Linked DNA regions of Homo sapiens: region 1 is linked to region 2. A link is an interaction called in ENCODE POLR2A ChIA-PET data of the cell type or tissue named here. Cell type or tissue: Panc1. All regions are shown on one strand.

Region 1 (2,500 bases), 150 kb before region 2:
TGAATAGATATTCATTGAATGCTTCCCAAATGCCAGGCACTGTCTTAGATGCTCTGTGATTCGTCAATTAACACTATAGACAAAAGGAAAAACAACACAAAAATCCATGCCTTGACTGAGCTTTCAGTCTAACACACTTGAGAAACAGTAAGAAGGCCAGAATTATTGGAACACAGGACAGAGTGATACAAGAAAGAGTGTAGTGATACAAGGATACAGTGATACAAGAAAACTTGGGGAAATAGGTCTGGGACAGACCACATAAGGCTTTGAAGGCTATGGTATTGGAATTATTATAGAAAGTGCAACTTAATAGGAGCATTGACTAAGTGTGGTAATTAAAAAAAAAGAAAGAAAAAAGTGCAACTTAAACTAGTTGGAGGTTTTAAGTAAGGTAGTAACACAGTTTTGTCTTTCAAAATAACTGGCTGCTCTAGGGTGCTTATTTTGTTTGGGGAGAGGGCAAGAGACAAGGAGTCTGTGCCAATATGCTCTGAATAAGAAACGATGGCCCATCTTGACTGAAATAGAAGTAGCTTAAATGGGGAGAAGTGTATGGACACCAGATATATTTTGGAGGTGAAGCCACAGAACTTGCAAATGAATAAGTTATGGAACAGAGTGTAAGTTGCTCCTGGTGACAAGGGAGTGATCGAGAATGACTTCTAAGGTTGAAAACTGAGTGGCCAATGAATGTTGATGCCTTAACTGAGATTAGGAACACTGGGAGATAAATGGTTAGAAAATCAAGAGTTGTATTGTAGCCATGTTGAATTGGAAATATCTTTTGGAAAATCCAACTAGACACCCCACGTAGGCAGCTGGAATCCAAAAGAGAGATCAGGGCTGGAAATACAATTATAGGAATACAGTTCATCAGATTATACATTATATCTAAATACATAGAATTAGGTGTGGTCATCTAATTAGGATTAGATGAGAGAGAGTGTGTATATAGAGAAGACAAGTGTATCCAGGACTGAGCTCATGGGAGCTGCTGAATTTAGAGGTGGATGATAGGAAGGCAGCCATCCAAAAGGCTGAGAAGGAAATAACACAGGAGGAGAACCTGGAGAGGATGGTGTCTGAGAAGCCAAGGGAAGACAGTGTTTCAAGAAGGATGTAGTGGCCAGCTGCAGCAAATATTGCTAAAAGCTGATGATAATGACAGTTAACCTGTGGATCTGGAAAGACAGAGGTGGAAATTGCTGGTAACTTTGACAATAGTAGCTTCAAGGGAGAGCTAGGAAGTTTACTGGGAGTCACCTGAAGAAAGCATAGGAGGTGAAGAGTCACATCTGTTGCCAACATATGGCAGATAAGATAGGCCAACGAAAACAACTAATGTGCTGCAGTGAGCTATGATCACACCACTGCACTGAAGCCCAGATGACAAAGCGAGACCCCGTCTCAAAAAGAAAAAAAAAAGTATGTCATGAAAAGCAAAGAAAGCCTGAAAAACTGTTCCAGATTAAAGGAGAATAAAAAGACAGAACTAGGCCAGGCATGGTGGCTCATGCCTGTAATCCCAGCACTTTGGGAGGCCAAGGCAGATGGATCACCTGAGGTCAGGAGTTCGAGACCAGCCTGGCCAAGATGTCTCTACTAAAAATACCAAAAAATTAGCCAGGTGTGGTGGTGTGCACCTGTAGTCCCAGCTACTTAGGAGGCCAAGGCAGGAGAATCACTTGAACCTGGGAAGCAGAGGTTGCAGTGAGCCAAGGTCGCGCCACTGCACTCCAGCCTCGGTGACAGAGTGAGACTCCCTCTCAAAAAAAAAAAAAAAAAAAATAGGGCCTTTGCAGATATAATTAATTAAGATGAGCTTATACTGGATAAAGTAGGCCCTAAAAACCTATAACTAGTGTTCTTTTAAGACGAGAAAACAAAGACATAGATCCACAGGGGAGGGAATAGGAAGGCTAAAAACAGCAACAGAGAGTGACGTGTCCACCAGCCAAGGAATGCTGAAGGTTGCTGGCAACCTCCAGAAGCTGGAAGGAGATAGGAAGGGTTCTTTCCTAGAGGCTTCAGAGGGAACAGGGCGGGCACCTTGATTTCAGACCTCTAGCCTCCAGAGCCAAGAGAGAATACATCTCTAAGGTTTTAAGCTACCTGTTTGTGATACTTTGTTATGACAACCATGGGAAACTAATTTAACATTATTAAGTAAGAAATTATGTGGTACAAGATTGTTTGGGGTTGTCGGGGAGAAGGAGAGAGTGAGGAATTATCTGAATGTGGATAGCTGGGATGATGAGTATTTATAAGATAGCAACAGTTTTGGGTGTTTTTGTTTTTAAGATTTGAATGAAAAACTAGCTGGGGCCAGGTGGCACAGTGACTCACACCTGTTAATCCCAGCACTTTGGGAGGCCGAAGTGGATCACTTGAGTGAGGAGTTTGAGAGCAGCCTGGGCAATATGGTGAAACCCTGTCTCTATTTAAAAAGAAAAAAAGAAAGAAAGAAAAGAAAAGAAAGAGAGAGAGAGAAAAAAGT
Region 2 (2,500 bases):
CCTGGGTGACAGAGCAAGACTCTGTCTCAAAACAAACAAACAAACAAAGCAAAACAAAAAACCAAGAAAGTAACCACCATCCATGTCAGTAGAGTGGTCACTCTTACTGGGGAGAGGAGGGATTGTTTTGGGAATGGGCCCATGGAGGGCTTGGCATGAGGGTTGGCAAGGTTCTATCTCTTCTCACATCTGGTCTTCTGTTTTCTTTTCTTTTCTTTTTTTTTTTTGAGAAGGAGTCTCGCTCTGTCGCCCAGGCTGGACTGCAGTGGTGCGATCTCAGCTCACTGCAACCTCCGCCTCCTGGGTTCAAGCAATTATCTACCTCAGTCTCCCGAGTAGCTGGGATTACAGGCACTCGCCACCACACCCAGCTAATTTTTTGTGTTTTTAGTAGTTTTGGTGTGAGCCACTGCGCCCAGACTCACATCTGGTCTTCTATGGAGTTGCCTTATAATAATCCAGTAAGCTGTATATTTGTTTTATGCTGATTTCTATATTTCCACCACATTTAACAATAAAAAAATTTGTGACAACAGTCCCGGCACGGTGGCTTACGCCTGTAATCCCAGCACTTTGGGAGGCCGAGGTGGGTGGATCACCTGAGGTCAGGAGTTCGAGACCAGCCTGACCAACATGGAGAAACCCTGTCTCTACTAAAAACACAAAATTAGCCAGGCGTGGTGGCAGGCACCTATAATCCCAGCTGCTTGGGAAGCTGAGGCAGGAGAATCGCTTGAACCTGGGAGGCAGAAGTTGCAGTGAGCTGAGATTGCACCATTGCACTCCAGCTTGGGCAACAAGAGCGAAACTCCGTCTCAAAAAAAAAAAAATTGTGAAAACATTTACTTGCATTTTTCCTTATTCATGTGGTCTTTGAATAATTTAACAAAGACTGGTTGAGTGCATGCTGGGGATGCTAACAGACACTGGTCCATGCCTTCAGGAGTTTTGCGCCTGGAGAGGAAACCATTCTCTGTAACCACAAGGCCTAGAGTGGAGCAGAGAGGAAGGAGAGCTTGCAGGGCTGTGTGTAGCCCACAGGAGAGATGATGGTGGCGTGGAATAGGGACACAGCAGGAGGGAAAAGGAGAATTAGACAGGTTCCAAACATGTTTTAAAGGTAGAACCAACTGATTGGTGATTTGTTTGTGTGTTTGTTGTTTGTGGGTGGGTGGGATAAGGAAAGGAGAGGTCAGTGATGTCTTCTAGAACTGGTTGACTAAATGGATGAGGAAGCCCTTTGCTAAGATAGCTGGATCCAGAGTAGCATAAACAAATGGGTGTTTGTGGCACACAAACCCGCTCTGCTGCTGCAAAAGGAGGGGTCATCTTCTCCCCTATATTCCTAGAACATCATCTTTTGTTTAGAGATGGGGTCTCACTTATGTTGCCCAGGCTGGAATACAGTGGCTATTCACAGGTGTGATCACAGCTCACTGAGGCCTCGAACTCCAGGGCTCAGAGATCTTCCTGCCTCAGCCTCCCGAGCAGCTGGAACCACAGGTGCCTGCCACAGAGCCTGGCCTGCTAGAGCGTCGTCTTTCATCTCAGAGCTGAATGAGCATCTTGCCCACAGAAGTGCTCAGTGCTGGCATTTGAATGCTATCCATATGCAATGCATCAGCTGCAAATTCAGATGAAGAGGAAGCCACGCAGAGGCCAAGCCCTTCCCCCTAGGACCGCTGTGCCGCACCAGCTCATGGAAGTGCAGGAGCCAGGAGGAAGCGTAGCCATCAACTATCACATCAGACCCATTTGGTTTAATCCTCATGAAATTATGATATGCTGGCCGGGCGTGGTGGGTCATACCTGTAATCCCAGCACTTTGGGAGGCCAAGGCGGGTGGATCACCTGAGGTCAGGAGTTCAAGACCAGCCTGGCCAACATGGAGAAACCCCATCTCTACTAAAAATACAAAAATTATCTGGGAGTGGTGGCACGCACCTGTGATCCCAGCTACTTGGAAGGCTGAGGCAGGAGAATCACTTGAACCTGGGTGGAGGTTGCAGTGAGCCGAGATCCGAGATTGTGCCATTACACTCTAGCCTGGGTGACAAGAGCAAAACTCTGTCTCAAAAAAAAAAAAAAAAAGAAAGAAAAGAAAATAAAATAAAAAAAAGAAATTATGGTATGCTTTTGTTTCTAAACTCGGTGAAGAGACCCAGTAGCAGACAGCTTACTTGACGGACACTGATCAGCTCCACAGACTGTCCTCGCTCACTGTCTCCAAACAGCATTTTCAGTGCTCTTATGTGTATCAGGAAGATCAAAATACACTATACCATAAGTCCTAAGTGACGGAAGAGATTAGTTATTAAATTCTGGGGAAAGTTAATCATATTCACTTTGAAACTTTAGCTGAATTTGGATCTCACTAAGGGGAAGGGGCCAAGTCATCGGGGATGGGGTGGGAAGGACCGTGCAGGAAAAAGCAGCATTACCTCAAGGATACTAAACACCTGGCGTTTAGAAAGTGCATTTTCCCCATGAAGCATGTTTG

What was found. Peaks named below come from ENCODE experiments on the same cell type or tissue, not always from the same donor. Only the 100,000 strongest peaks of a DNase experiment are listed, where the experiment ranks them.
Region 1: POLR2A ChIA-PET joins it to region 2 with 8 read pairs; 17 of 35 experiments call an interaction of 5 or more read pairs at or near these places.

What each region holds. Positions count from the first base shown.
Region 1 is chr11:130,005,806-130,008,305 of GRCh38, forward strand. No RefSeq gene overlaps it. Among named protein-coding and RNA genes, the nearest start is that of PRDM10, 4.2 kb to the left of the region's middle. RefSeq lists a cis regulatory region at 1,086-1,432. In Panc1, no CTCF peak of the experiment used is centred here; no DNase peak of the experiment used is centred here; H3K27ac peaks cover 269 bases.
Region 2 is chr11:130,153,765-130,156,264 of GRCh38, forward strand. No RefSeq gene overlaps it. Among named protein-coding and RNA genes, the nearest start is that of ST14, 4.8 kb to the right of the region's middle. In Panc1, no CTCF peak of the experiment used is centred here; no DNase peak of the experiment used is centred here.